2 separate regions of the Homo sapiens genome follow, and region 1 is linked to region 2. The links are chromatin loops, found by intact Hi-C in ENCODE. Cell type or tissue: body of pancreas. All regions are shown on one strand. Region 1 overlaps PTBP3 (polypyrimidine tract binding protein 3). Region 2 overlaps PTBP3 (polypyrimidine tract binding protein 3).

The links. A loop is a pair of places that touch in the nucleus more often than their neighbours do. Peaks named below come from ENCODE experiments on the same cell type or tissue, not always from the same donor. Only the 100,000 strongest peaks of a DNase experiment are listed, where the experiment ranks them.
Region 1: it touches region 2 in a loop (2.5-fold over the local background); 8 of 110 quality-filtered maps call a loop at or near these places.

What each region holds. Positions count from the first base shown.
Region 1 is chr9:112,304,874-112,312,873 of GRCh38, reverse strand. All of the region lies in intron 1 of PTBP3 (polypyrimidine tract binding protein 3), which reads left to right. Among named protein-coding and RNA genes, the nearest start is that of PTBP3, 25 kb to the left of the region's middle. In body of pancreas, no CTCF peak of the experiment used is centred here; a DNase peak (open chromatin) is centred at 4,113.
Region 2 is chr9:112,250,680-112,258,679 of GRCh38, reverse strand. It overlaps PTBP3 (polypyrimidine tract binding protein 3), which reads left to right. Exons shown (of 14, transcript NM_001163788.4): 6 at 5,892-6,002; 7 at 7,577-7,751. It also overlaps the pseudogene RNA5SP295. Among named protein-coding and RNA genes, the nearest start is that of PTBP3, 79 kb to the left of the region's middle. In body of pancreas, no CTCF peak of the experiment used is centred here; no DNase peak of the experiment used is centred here.

The DNA of each region.
Region 1 (8,000 bases), 54 kb before region 2:
CAGGGTTTCGCCATGTTGCCTGGGCTGGTCTCCAACTCCTGGACTCAAGTGATGTGCCCACCTTGGCCTCCCAAAGTTCTGGGATTACATGCATGAGCCACTGTGCCCGGCCTGCTTTTTAACAGTTTATTTTTTCTTAGTGTACTAATGTGGTGAATTTCATTGATTTATTATTATTTTTTAAAATTTTATTTTAATATAAAGTTACAGAAAGATTATAAGAAGAGTACAAAGAACTCGTATATCCTTTACCCAGTTCATATTTGCACCATTTTTCATTTATCATTTCCCCGATTGTCTTACCATTTCCCCTTCCATATATAGTCTTTCTATAGATGTAAACGCACACACACACGTCCTTTTTTTTTTTTTTAAAAAAAAAAAACAAAAAAAAAAACAAGGTCTCGTTCATTCAGTGGTATGAACACAGATCACAGCAGCCTTGATCTCCTGGGCTCAAGTGATCCTCTTGTCTCAGTCCTTGAACAGCTGGGGACCACAGGCATGCACCACCACGCTCAGTGAATTGTTGTTGTTATTGTTATTGTTGTTTTGTAGATACAGGGTCTCACTATGTTGCCCAGCCTGGTCTCGAACTCGTGGCCTTAAGTGATCCTCCTGCCTTAGCTTCCCCACTTTTTTTTATGTCTTAATCACTTGGTTAAGGTGATTTTCTGCCAGGCTTTTCCATTGTAAAGTTACCAATTTTCTTTTCGTAATCAATGATTTGTTGGAAGATGCTTTGAGACTAGAGTTTATTCTTTAACCCCTAAATATTTGAGTGTATTACCTATAAACAAAGAATTTCCCATTCATTACTGTGATACAGTTAACAAAATCAGGAAATTAATCTGAAATAGGTCCTCAGTCTTTTTGTTTCATTACATTGACTCTTTTTTTCTTTTTAAAATAAAGATGTGGGATTTCACTATGTTGCCCAGGCTGAAGTGCAGTGGCTACTCACAGGCACGATCCTAGAGCACTGCAGCCTCCAACGTCCTGGGCTCTGATGATCCTCTTGCTTCAGCCTCCCATGTAGCTGGGACTACAGGCATAAGTCACCACACCCGGCTAATTAAAAAACCGTTTTTTTTCAGAGACAGGGTTTAGCTCTTGTCCAGGCTGGTCTCAGACTCCTGGCCTTAAGCTATCCTGCCTCATCCTCCCAAGTTGCTGGGATTACAGGCCTGATACACTGTGCCTGGCTAGCAAATCTGTTTCAGAGTACAGTTGTCCCTCAGTATCTAGGGGGGGCCAAAATCCATGCATACTCAAGTTCTCCAGTTGGCTCTGTATAGGTGAAGTCTGCCTGCATGTATAAAAAGTCAACCTTCATATAACTGGGTTTTGCATCCTGGGAATACTGTATTTTTGATCCTCATTTGGACTCGGGCAGTTCAAACTCACTCATGTTGTTCAGGGTCAACTGTATTTCCATATAACTTAACTCAGTTCCTTCTGAATACTTTAAGTCATCTCTAGGTTATTTATAATACGATTTAATGCTATGTAAATAGTTGTTATGCTGTATTGCTTAGGGAATAATGACAAAAAAAGTCTGTACATGTTTATACAGATGCAGTTTTTTTCCAAATATTTTCAATCTGTGATTGTTTGAATCTACAGATGCAGAACCCATGGATACGGTGGGCCAATCGTATATTAAAAAAAAAAAAACACATTTTCCACCATAACTGCAACTGCCCTGGCCCTTAATCCGGATTATCATCACAGCTTCCTAACCAGAGTCCTTCCCTCTTTGTCTTGTTAAAGACTGTTCTTAACACAGCAGCCAGAGTGATCCTTTAAAAAAGCAAATTGATCTTTTCACTCCTGTTCAAAACTCTCTTTCCCTCATTTCGCTCAGAGTAAGGTTCTTTAGAATGGCCGTTAAGGCCCTGCATGCTATGACACACCTTCTCTCTAATCTCTTTACTTCTCCCCTTGCTCATTCTCTTTCAGCCATAATTGCCTCCTTACTGTTTTTCCAGAACATGCAAGGCATTTTGTTTCCTCTACCTACAACATTCTTCCCTCAGATATCTACATGCTTACTCCTTACTACTTGTAAGACTTTGGTTAAATGCCTTTTTCTCTTAAGTCGTACCTTGCTGTCCTATTTGAAATTGAAATTCTTTTCACCTCTGGCACTCCTGATGCTTTTTCTCCTACTTTTTAAGAAGCACTTAAGACTTTAGGACATAATACATAATTTACTTACTTTGATTATTATGTTTCTTTGTGCAAGATTGTAAGCTCCATTAAGGTAAGGGCAGGGATTTCGTTTGTTCCCTAATCTTCCCCAGTGGTTAAAGGCCTGGCACATAGCTGGTGGCTCAGTAAATATTTATCGAATTTGTTGAATGAATGAATATTATTGCTAACACATTTATACATACTGAATTCAATATGTATGGGCTATACCTGTATGGTAAGAACTGAATAAATATACAAATGAATGTCTTTTTGATTGGATATCATGAATTAGAAGGCTTTTTAGAGGAATTACTTGCAGGCATTAAAGAAAATATTCAATATGCTGTCTTCAAAAAAAGTGTTGATATTTTGTTGTTAAGATGTCCATATAAAATGAAGGCAGTCAGAATCATTTTATTGAAACTGTGTCCAAACAGTAGTTTTTAAACATTGCCACAGCTGCTCATTGAAAAAATTTCCTCTACCTTTAACTATTCTTTTTTGTTCCCACTGCCCTAGAATCTCAACAGTGGCAGTCTTGGAATAAAAATGTCACAAATGAACAATTTGGTAACTATTCTTTAGAGAATATTTAGGGATAATCACACTCAGTAGATGAAAGGTGTTGATGGGGCCACAGTGTATGTGAGAATGTGATCTCATTCAAATGGGTCAGTCAGTAGAGTTACCAATAGCAAATGTCTTTAGGTTTAGATGTGTTTATAGTTACAGGAGGCTATGGAAAGGTGAATGTTAAAAGGCTAAATGTCTAAAACAAAACAAAACCCTTGGAGTTTCAGGTAGTGCCACGCAATGAATGCAGACCCCCTATTGACTATTGTTTATTCCTTTATCTCTATAGTTATTACTCAATTTTTTTTTTTTTTTTTGAGACGGAGTCTCTCTCTGTCGCCCAGGCTGGAATGCAGTGGCACAATCTCAGCTCACTGCAGCCTCCACCTCCCTGGTTGAAGCAATTCCCCTGCCTCAGCTACTCGAGTAGCTGGGATTACAGGCGTCCACCACCACGCCCAGCTAATTTTTTTGTATTTTTAATAGAGACGGGGTTTCATCATGTTGGCCAGACTGGTCTCAAACTCCTGACCTCAGGCAGTCCGCCCGCCTTGGCCTCCCAAAAGTGCTGGGATTACAGGAGTGAGCCACCACACCCGGCCTGTTACTTATTTTTTAAGAAAAAAAGTTTTGAACATCGATTATATATGAAACATTGTAGTAGGTTCTGTAGAGGAGTATATAAAGGTAAGTAATCAGGAGACCATAATCAATACATGCATATGGTATAGTGAAACTCCATATCAATATCACTTTTATTTCTGTTTTTGGAAAAACTTAGAGCAGAACCAGTATGAGTTTTCTGTCCTGGGAAGTGTTCACACGGGGTCACTAGACTATCTGTTAGAAAAAGGTAGGACTTGGATATTTCAGTATTTAAGATGCTATTAATTTAAAAAAAAAAGGTCTAGGATTCTGGAAAATTATGAAGTAGTTTTTTGATAGCCTCTTTTGTATAGTCATGTAGTATCTTGATAGATTAAAACAAATATCTTTTCTTGAATTTCATATGCATTTTAGATACATGAAGTTTAACCATGAATTAATGGTTTATTTTCAGAATCATCCGTACATGTTACTTCAACGTCTTTAATGCTAAATAAAACCAATTCCTATCAAATTTGATGATGAAACACTTATTTGTGCTGTTTAATTACAGTATTTCTTTGCTTTGTTAGCCCCGTGAATTATGCATCAGCAGGCGAGAGCTTCAGTAATTGATACTTGAGCCAGTAAAGCTGATTGTGTGCTGACTTAGCCAGAGAGCTGACAAGTCCACAGAGCAACTGCTGGACTTATGTAAATTTGCTGTGTGTTTCTAAGGACAGTCTCCTTAGAAACACACAGTGTTGTTTGCAGCCAGCACCTGCCCCGCCACTCCCCTATGTCTTCACATTTTGCTAGTTAAGGCCTTCTTTTGTATACATTAATTTGTTTACCCGTGGTACAGTCTTTTATTCTTTTGGTCGTCTGCATTCACTTGTCCAAGTTTTCCTTCCTTTTAAAAATGTCTTCATTCTGCTTGATTGTCTTCCATTCTTCCCTTAAACCGTAATCTGTTATCATAGCAGTCAAACCTTACGGAAAATTGCATTTGAGACACTTAGGATATAAATATTAAGTATAATTTTGAGAAATCCTTTTCATTTTATATTGAAGTAGTCTGTAATTAAATGCAGTGATATGTTTTCAGGAGAAAGAATTTATGTCTAGGAAAGAAAAGTTTTTTTTTTTTTTTTTTTTTTTTTTTTTTAAATAAAAGGAGTAGGTTTAACATTGGCCAGGTGCAGTGGCTCAAGCCTGTAATTCCAACACTTTGGGAATCCTAGGCCAGAGGATCACTTGAGCCCAGGAGTTTGAGACCAGCCTGGACAACGAAGTGAGACCACATCCCTACAAAAAATAAAAAAAATTAGCTGGGCATGGTGGTGCATGCCTCTAGTCCTAGCTACACAGGAGACCAAGGCAGGAGGATGGCTTGAGCCCTGATTATGCCGCTGTACTCCATCCTGGGTGATGGAGCAATACCCTGTCTCAAAAAAAGGGAATGTTTAAAGCAGGGCTTCCCTGGGCCATACTGGAAGAAGAATTGTCTTATGCCACACATAAAATACACTAACACTAACGATAGCTGATGAGCTAACAACAACAAAACACCAAAAATATCTTAATGTTTTAAGAAAGTTTATGAATTTGCGTTGGGCGGCACTCAAAGCCATCCTGTGCCGCATGTGGCCCATGGGCTGCATGTTGGACAAGGTTGGTTTAAAGTAATAATACAGAACTAATAACTCTGTTTTCCTCATCTTTTACAATGTTTTACAAAGTAGTGTGACTCTTGGGATTTAGCCTTCATAATATCAAAAAAGCCTTTGTTTTCTGTAATTTGAAAGTGAGTTCTTGGGAAAAAACTTGGCTAGAAAATTGTGGTTATCAGAATTATTTTTTATGACTAATTTTCAAATGTAAGTTTCTTTTGTTCTCTTTGTCTTTTGTTTTTCATGTTCTGAAATTATTAGGGGGAGAAAGTTACCAGCTTTTAAAAGTGTCATAATTGCTTCAGAAACGTCTTGTTTATTTTATATAAAGAATGATAAAACATTTCCCGGAATGAAACTTTATGATCTTATTTATCTTTTTTATTTTTTATTTTGGGACAGGGTCTCCCTTTGTCACCCAGGCCAGAGTGCAGTGGCATGATCTTAGCTCACAGAACCTCGACCTCCTGGCTCAATCAATCCTCCCACCTCAGCCCCCAAAGTAGCTGGGACTACAGGTGTGTGGTACCATGCCCGGCTAATTTTTTGTGTTTTTGGTAGAGATGGGATCTCATTCTGTTGCCCAGGCTGGTCTCGAACTCCTGAGCTCAAGTGATCCCCCCACCTTGGCCTCCCAAAGTGCTGGGATTACAGGCGTGAGCCACCGCGCCTGGCAAATATCTTATATTTTAATTGTTCTTGATGTGTAATAAGACAATAAAAATAGCAATTCCAACACTTCAGTTGATACTAGGGTCCCCTTTACTTATGTGTTATTTTAGGCATGTTTTATTCTTTTCAAAAAGCTCTTCCTAATATCATTGAAATAGAATTGAAGTAGAATTATCAAATGTAATTGTTTATTTTGAAGACTTTGCAACTTTCACCATGTCCTTATAAATAGAGTTTATATTTTGAATGTGACAGTTAAGATGTTGCATTCATTTAACTACAAATTTGGCCAGCACTTTGGGAGGCCAAGGTGGGTGGATCACCTGAGGTCAGGAGTTTGAGACCAGCCTGACCAACATGGCAAAACCCTGTCTCTACTAAAAATACAAAAATTAGCCGGGCATGGTGGTGTGTGCCTGTAATCCCAGCTACTTGGGAGGCTGAGGCAGGAGAATCGCTTGAACCCAGGAAGCAGAGGTTGCAGTGAACCCAGTAGCGCCACTGCACTGCATCCTGGGTGACAGAGCAAGACTCTGTCTCAAAACAAACAAACAAACAAACAAACAAAAATATATATATATATATATACAAATTTAAATTAATTTTCTGGTTTTTCTGTACTTGAATATTTGATCATATTTTCAGACTACTGTTTTTCTTTACAGATGGAAGTCCAATGGTAATTCAGAGGTTAAGAATAGTGTTTTTTTTTTTTGCCCAGGCACAGTGGTTTAGGCCTCTAATCGCAGCACTTTGGAAGGTCGAAGCGGGCAAATAGCTTGAGCCCAGGAGACCAGCTTGGGCAACATGGTGAAACCCCATCTCTACAAAATAATACAAAAATTAGCTGGGCATGGTGGTGTGCATCTGTGGTCCCTGCTACTCAGGAGGCTGAGGTGGAAGGATCGCTTGAGCCTAGGAGGTTGAGGCTGCAGTGAGCTGTGATCATGCCACTGCACTTCAGCCTGGGCGACAGAGTGAGACCTTGTCTCAAAAAAAAAGTTTAAAAAATATTAAGCAAATTAATAATTTTGTTATATTTATTTAACCATGTGAAGAATTAGGCCAACTGTGATGTTATGAGACAAGGTCCATGCAAGACTGCCCTTACATCTGACACCAATTGCAAGTGTAGGGGATTCCCGAAGCTACCCACAGGTTCAATAATTTGCTAGAAAGACTCACAGAAGTCACTGAAAGCTTTTTATTTATTTTTATTTTTATTTTTATTTTTTGAGACAGAGTCTCGCTCTGTCGCCCAGGCTGGAGTGCAGTGGCGCGGTCTCGGCTCACTGCAAGCTCCGCCTCCTGGGATCATGCCATTCTCCTGCCTCAGCCTTCCGAGTAGCTGGAACTACAGGCGTCCGTCACCACGCCCGGCTCATTTTTTGTATTTTTGGTAGAGACGGGGTTACACCGTGTCAGCCAGGGTGGTCTCTATCTCCTGACCTCATTATCCGCCCCCCTCGGCCTCCCAAAGTGCTGAGATTACAGGCGTGAGCCACCGTGCCCGGCTGAAAGCTCTTATACTCACAGCATGGTTTGCTAGAGGAAAAGGACGCAGATTAAAATCAAGCCTAGGGAAGAAATGCCTAAGGCAGGGTCCTGGGAAGTACTGTTGTCGAGTGGACACATTACTTCCCCAGCATCAGTGTGTGGCAGTAGGCAAGGAGTATTATCAACCAGGGAAACTCACTGGAGCCTTGGCGTTTACAGTTTTTGTTGGAACTCTATTATATAGGCATAAATAATTTATTGTTCATGAGGCTGATTTCAGTCTAGTTTCCAGCCCCTTCAGGTGTGACCCAAAGCTCCTACCCTAAATCACATTGTCGATCTTTCTGGCATGGCTATTCCTTACCCTATGACTGTCTGGTGACCCAAGGCCACTAGGCAGAAAAAAAAAAAAAAAAAGTCCTTTCAGGCATGATATTTCAAGGACTTAGAGATTACCTCTAGGAAGGAAAGGGCAAAAGCCACACCTTTCTTTGGACAAGGTAAGTTTTTTACTACACAAACTGTGGGCCATATTAAAATAAGGCAGTCATTTGCTAATTTTAACAGTATTTGAAAAACTCCTGTAAAAATAAAAATGCTTCTTAGTCATCACCTGTAGTGCAGTAGTAACTCGAAGTTACCCTACATTTTGCTATAGGAATTTGAGATTTCTTGTAGTTTTATCTTTTCCTCAAAAAAGAAAAGTTGTCTGTTTCACTTCTGAATATTTATCCTGAAAAAATGCTATATTAAAGACAAAACACTATAATTTAAAATAGGGGAATAGTTAAGGATGTTGTTATA
Region 2 (8,000 bases):
GGTTCTGAAGAGAAAGGGAGTAATCAAGAATGCCTCCCAGATTTTGGACCTGAGCCTCTGGTAAAATGGAGCTAAGATGTAAAGACTGAGGTAAGTAAATAATAGTAATAATAAAAAGACAAAGACAAAAAAAGATTTGGGGCAGGGGTTGGAGGTAGGCAGGAATCAGGAGTTTGATTTGAACATGTTAACTTAAGAATACCTATTAGATATTCAAGTGGGAGATGATAAATGGGAATTAAGTCTGGATTCAGGAAAGAATTCAGGCTGGAGATTTGGGAACCTTCAGCGTAGGTGTGGTAATTAAAGCCATTGGACTGGATGACATCATCTCAGAGTATTTGTAGATAGAATTCATCAACTGATTCATTATGTAAATGCTCAGTCCTGCATACTAAAAAGTGTCATTGTGCATGAAAGAAGTAGCTCATAACGATGTTCTCATGTAATCCATTACTTCTGAGTACTGTTATACATGGGAATGGTTTTTGAGTGTCCAATAGATAAATCTCTTCTGGACAAAGGACCAATCTTTTTGAATTGTAATAAAGATAAATAACTTACAAAAGCTAGGCATTATGGTACTAAATAAAAGAATCCTAGTAATATGAAATTCTGGTTCTTAAATCATGTTATTTCATTGGCTACAAAAACTATTATAAACAAGTTGTGGCCAGTGTGCTTGATACTAAAAAAAAATTCTAATGTGAATACACTTTTTTTTTTTTTTTTTTTTTTTGAGATGGAGTCTCACTCTTATAGCCCAGGCTGGAGTGTGGTGGTGCAATCATGGCTCACTGCAACCTCCGCCTCCCGGGTTAAAGCAATTCTCCTGCCTCAGCCTTCTGAGTAGCTGGGATTACAGGCGCCCACCACCACACCTGGCTAATTTTTGTACTTTTAGTGGAGGAGGGATTTCGCCATGTTGGCCAGGCTGGTCTCGAACTCCTGACCTCAGGTGATCTGCCCACCTTGGCCTCCCAAAGTGCTGGGATTACAGGCATGAGCCACTGCGCCTCGCCATGAATACACTTTTTACAAGTGAATACTAGTGGACATTTTCAGTTTCTGACAAATTCTACCTTTATAAAAAATCACTCTGAAGATGAATTTTATCAGAATTTGATCTTTAGTATCTTCTTAGTCCTGTGTTACAGTCTGAAAATATTAAAATACACAGGAGGTATATAGAGTTGAGTATTTGTCCATATTTTTGACAGCAAAATATATTAGGGAAACAGAGTAAAAGACCTTATAATTCATAAAAATAGATTCATATATATATCAAACCTTCCTGAATTTTAATTTTTGATACCAAATCTGTTTAAAATTTGCTATTTTGATAATTATGAAAGGGTGTTAAAAATCACACCTCAGGCATTCCTAGATTCCCTGATGTTGGTGCCCAGTTACTTTATTCAGAAGTATCATATCGTTTTTTGTAGCTCCTCTATCAGTGAATACAATCCAGGGGACTAGAGTGCTATTGCTGGTTAGCCCATTCAGGCAAGTTCTATTCTCTTAGCACATTCAGATAAAAACCACACAGCAAAACACCAAGCTGTCCCAGGATGTGCTTTAGGCCATTGTTGAAGTTAAATGAGAAAAGGAATGTAAACATTAACAAAATCTGAAAGGTGAGTGGAAATTAGGTTTTATAGCATAATTTAGTATAAAAATTTTCCAAATGTTAGAGCAAATTATGTGTTTTCCTACTCCTTCACTAATGATATATTTTACATCAAGAATATTTATTATTTTTTGAAATTGCTGACTTCCCTTGGGGTGAAAATAAGTATTTTTTTAAAAAGAAAAAATGAAAGCTTTAAAAAAAGGGAAAAAAAATTACATATTGCCAGCTGGGTGCAGTAGCTCAGGCCTATAATCCCAGTACTTTGGGAGGCTAAGGTAGGAGAATCGTGTGAGGTCAGGAGTTTGAGACCAGCCTGGGTAAGGTAGCGAGACCCCATCTCTAAAAAAATTTAAAAATTAGCCATGCATGGTGGTATGTACCTGTAGTACTCTGGAGACGAAAGCAGGAGGATTGCTTGAGCCCAGGAGTTCAAGGTTATAGTGAACTATGATGGCGCCACTGCACACCATTACGGGTGACAGGGTGACCCCATCTCTTAAAAAGGAAAAAAAAATTGCATATTGCTATAATTCTCCAACCAGGTCTAGATATAATTCTTTATCAATTAATAATAAGCATTTTAGTCTATATCTCTTACATGTCAGGAATTGTGCTTAATGATGCAGAAATGATTAAGACAAGGTATATTCCTTCAAGGAGCCTTCAGTCTAATGAAAGGAGACAGTTATATAAATAAATATATAGTACAGTAGAAGTACAACAGCAAGATAGATAAATATATATATATATATGTATATATATATATATATATATTTTGTTTTTTTTTTTTTTGAGACGGAGTTTCTCTCTTGTTGCCCAGGTTGGAGTGCAATGGCCCGATTTCAGCTCACTGCAACCTCCACCTCCCAGATTCAAGCGATTCTCCTGCCTCAGCCTCCTGAGTAGCTGGGATTACAGGCATGCACCACCATGCCTGGCTAATTTTTGTATTTTTAGTAGAGATGGGGTTTCACCATGTTGGCCACCCTGGTCTTGAACTCCTGACTTCAGGTGACCCACCTGTCTCAGCCTCCCAAAGTGCTGGGATTACAGGCGTGAGCCACTGTGCCCAGCTGATAAATATTTATATAAAACCAAGAAATAGATACAACTCAAGAAAAATAATTCTATAGGGATTTGGGGGAGGCTGAGAATTTTATGGTGGCATTGTTCCCTGAGCTGAGTTTTGGAAAAGATAAATGAAGGCTTACTAGCTGTTAAAACACATTTCTAGGAAAACAAAAAATCCTCATATATGGGCCTAGAGGTCTGAAATCACTTGGTAAATTTGGAGAACTATAGGCAACTACATATTGTTGATGTAAATAGAGTAGTGTTATACAAGAAGTGTCAGGAAGTGAGGTTTGAGAGATAAACCAGGGCAAGAGTGTTATGTTATATGAAGGAGCTTGGATTTTACCCTGTATATAAAGGGGAGGTAGTAAAGGATTTTCAGTACGGGAAAATATAATCTGCCTTATAATTTAGAACGCCACCTGGGCTGTAGTAATGAAGAAGGGAGGTCAGACAATTTGTTATATTACACCCCCAACCTTTTTTTTAAAGTCTAACGTTACTCCTTTATTGAGAGAAAACATTGAGTTGCTGCATGTATAATACATACATTGATTCATGTCTTGCCATAAGTGATTCAAGTGGCAAAATATATATAACATGAATTTTACTGTTTTAACTATTTTTAATTGTATAGTTCAGTGACATTAAGTATATTCACATTGTTTTTCAACCATCACCAAATACCATGTTTCCAGAATTTTTTTCATCTTCCCAAACTGAAACTCCCTTTACCCATTAAACGGAACTCTTTATTCATCTACTCTCCTAGCCCCCAGTAATCACCAGTCTATTTTCGGTCTCTGTGAGTTTGACTACACCTTAGGTTCCTCATGTAAGTGGAACTATGCAGTATGTGTGCTTTTGTGACTGGCATATTTCACCTGGCATGATGTCTTGAAGGTTCACCCATATTCAGAATTTTTCTCCTTTTTGAGGCTGAGTAATATTCAGTTGTATGTATATAGCATATTTTATTTATCCATTTATTCATTGATGAACACTTTGGTTGCTTCCTGTTTTGGCTATTTTGTGTAATGCTGCGATACACATGGGTATATGCATATCTCTTTGAGTCCCTGTTTTCAATTTTTTGGCTATATACCTAGAAATAGAATTGCTGGATCATATGGTAATTCTATTTTTAATTTTTTAAGGAAAGGTCATACTTTTTCCATAGTGGCTGTAACATTTTACATTTCTACCAACAGTGCACAGGGGTTGCATTTTCTTCATATCCTCCCCAATATTTTATGGGTTTTAAAAAATTTTATAACTATCCTAATGGAAGTTAGGTGATATGTAGTTTTGATTTGCATTTTTCTAATGATTAGTGATATTGAGCATCTTTTTGTGGGCTTATTGGCTATTTGATTAGCTTCTTTGGAGAAATGTCGATTGAAGTCCTTTGCCTATTTTTGGGTTGCATTGTTTGTATTGTCGTTGAGTTGCATGAGTTCTTTATCTGTTCTGGATCTTAACCCATTATCATATACATGATTTATTTCACTCTGTTGATAGTTTCCTTTGATGCACAAAAGTTTTTAATTTTGAGGTAGTCCAGTTTATCTATTTTTCATTCATTACCTGTGCTTTAGAATATTCTTTCTTTCATGTTTTTTTAACCACTAGACTACCAGGGAAGGATAGTTATTCTTGAGCATACTTTTTGAGAATTAAAAAGCAGGGCCAGGTATGGTGGCTCACACCTGTAATCCCAGCACTTCGGAAGGCCAAGATGGGAGGATAACTTGAGCTCAGGAGTTTGAGACCAGCCTGGCCAACATAGTGAGACCTCATCTCTATAAAACCTTAAAAATAAAAAATTAGCCAGATGTGGTGTAGTCCCAGCTACTTGGGAGGCTGAGATGGGAGGATCGCATGAGCCTGGGAGGTGGAGCCTACAGTGAGCCATGATTGTACCATAGTGGTTGGTAACAGCAAAATCTTACCAGCATAGGGAATACTTAACTTTTTTAATCTCAAAAGCAGAACAAATTCTTGTTTTAAGATTCAAATTTAAAATGGAGTGAATATTAGTTCATTTTCACACTGCTATAAAGATACTCCCTGAGACTGGGTAATTTATAAACAAAAGAGGTTTAATTGACTCACAGTTCTGCATGGCTGGGGAGGCTTCAGGAAACTTACAGTCATGGCAGAAGGCGAAGGGGAAGCCAGGACCTTCTTCACATGGTGGCAGGAGAGAGAGAGTGCGCAGGGGAAACTGCCCCTTTTAAACAATCAGATCTCTTGAGAACTCCCTATCACGAGAACAACAAAGGGGAAACTGTCCCTATGATCCAGTCACCTCCCACCAGGTCTCTCTTTTGACATGTGGGGAATCACAATTTGAGATGAGATTTGGGTGGTGACACAGAGCCAAACCATATCAACAGAGTAAAACTAAATATGTTGTTGTTTTATCCCCCCTATTTAGTCCTTCAGAAATGAGTTACTATTAATAGTAACCCTGGCCGTGAACCCTGTGATGCTGAGGTAGCACACGTATTGTGAGGATATTGGTGTCAGGAAGCCTTCCCCTCACTCTTTTCTTCTCAAAAGACACTTCAGAAAGGCCTTCTTTGGCCACCACTCTTGCACTGTCTCATCTTGCATTCTGGTTCGTGCTCACCCCTTCCCTTCTTTTATTTTTATTCGTAAGACTTCTAAAAATCACCAGATATTAGGATATTTGTCATTTGTTTATTGTCTGCATGTGGGCATAGACTTTTGTCTCTGTTTTGTTTACTGCTGTCTTTCCAAATATTTGGTGAATTAATAGAGCAGCCTCTAGTTGAACATCTTCTAGTGGCTACAGAAATCTCAAAAAGTAGATGATTCTTCACAGGGTGAAATAGTTGGTCCATGACTCCCACTTTTATTCATATGCTTTGTAACACATCTCATACCATTGATTATTGTAGTCTCCTATTTTAATACTGTACCATTTATATATCCCATAAAATAGGCTAGTTATTTAAGTGCCTGTTGTGTACCGGGCGTTGTTGTAAGATAGTCATGGGTATTGAAATGTTAATGTTTTAGGCTTAAGTCATTTTGGTACCAAAGTTTTCAAGAGAAAATTTTCATTTAAAAGGATTTATGAACAAGTTGTATTTATAAAGATACATCAGTTTAATACTTTTCTTTTACATTTAACCTAATGTGAACTGTTTTCCAGATATTTTCTAAATTTGGCACAGTCTTGAAGATTATCACCTTTACAAAGAATAATCAGTTTCAAGCCTTGCTTCAGTATGCTGACCCAGTAAATGCACATTATGCCAAAATGGTAATTATGATCTTTGTTTCATTTTTCAATTGTTAATCACTCCAGTGATACCTTCTCTTGTGCCCCACTTTACCATGTGTTTTTAAAAAAATTGTGGCAAAATATACATGTTTACCATTTTAGTCGTTTTAAAGTGTATGATTCCATGTTTTTTTTTTCTAAGCTAAAAATCATTACTACTTCATATGAAACGGTCTCAAATCTCCTATCACCTCTCACATCTCTGAGACGCAGGTCCTGTTTGTCATGTTTAAAGTCTAGAATTGAACACAGTACTCCTCACATAAGCTGACTAATAGAGCCATCATTACCCTCGTGCTTTCATTTACTTCTCCCATCCAAGTACTAACCAGGCCCGACCCTGCTTAACTTCTGAGATCAGATGAGATCAGGTGCATTCAGGGTGGTATGGCTGTAGACCATTTACTTCTGTTAAATCAGTCAGAGATTGATTTCACCATTTTTGCAGCTGTATTCAATGTTTATTCCTGTTGAGCTCTAAATTGGTGGAGATACTAAATCTTAGGAAATATGCTGCTATCAATTCGTGTTGTCTTTTTTTTTTTAGTACACGAAAACCTATTTTGACAAGAATAAAACTTGACATTCAGTTCGATTATCTTAGACATACCTCTTGTTGATATCTATCCCTGACTCTAATTTCATCTTGTAGCAGTTTTTGCTAGTCATTTCTACTTTTTGGTCAAAGATGAGGACTATGGCTTGTGGTACTTTTGTGTACCACACAGTGTCTGGCACTCAATTGGGAGTATAGCCTTTATATTTGCTGTACCCTGAACATGCATATATTATTTTGTACCTTTACGATGGCATACTTGTCAATTACCATTATTATAAATCAGGATATATATATATATGTTTTATTTTTATGTGATTTGCTTTCTGGTATCTATTTTTATAAATTCAAGCATTTGTGAAAGTCGTTAAGTGGCCACAAATACCCTTAGGTAAATTTTTATTCTTGCAAAGGAAGGGGTTGCTAATCTTTGGTTACAACTGACTCCACATTTTCCTCAGTTTATTATTCAAAGTATTACAAAGTAAATTTACAAGAGAAAAAAATAAGTGGTAGGTAATATTTTATGTATTGTGGCTCTGACAAGTACCATTTACAAAAGCTTTGTTTCATCCTAACAAAGCTTACACATCCTAGTATAATGTGAATTATACTAAAATGAATTAAAGTGGAATGTAAAATCAGAGTATCTTAAAACTTTTGATATAGGCAAAATAATCATAATAATAGTGAACATTTCTATGATAGACAGTAGTTTTCCAATCTTTTACATTTCTCCTCTCTTATTTGATCTTACCACAGACAAGATAAATATTATCAGTCTTATTTTACAGATGAAAGCTGAGACTTAGAGATTTTCTTTTTCTCTCTTAGGCTCATAGTTAATGACTGTGAGGTAAAAGTAAACCCAAGACTTTGGCTTTTTAGTCAGTGCTTTCTGCCTTACACCTGATTGCCACTCTTTGTCAAAGTAGAGGCTTCTTGGTTATCAGTGTTGTTGTCTTGCCAAAACCAGTCCCTTTCTTACATGCTTTAGGCTCTGGATGGCCAGAATATCTATAATGCATGCTGCACTCTGCGCATTGACTTCTCCAAGCTCACCAGCCTTAATGTGAAATATAATAATGACAAAAGCAGAGACTTCACTCGCTTAGACCTTCCTACTGGTGATGGCCAGCCATCCCTTGAACCCCCTATGGCTGCTGCTTTTGGTGAGTAGTTCTTTTTTGGGTCACAAAGCAAGTTTTCTGAAGTTACAAGTTTCATTTATTAAGCCATGTATGTTTATAAGCCTTTTTCTTCTCGAGTTCTCTCAGGATTTATAAAGGAAAGCAAGAATCCTAGAACAAAGTATACCCATTAATTAAATATTAATATTAGGAGGTTCTGTTAGTTGACAGATGAATATCTGAAATTGAGTTACAAATTTATTTTCTAACATTGATATTACTCATTCTTTA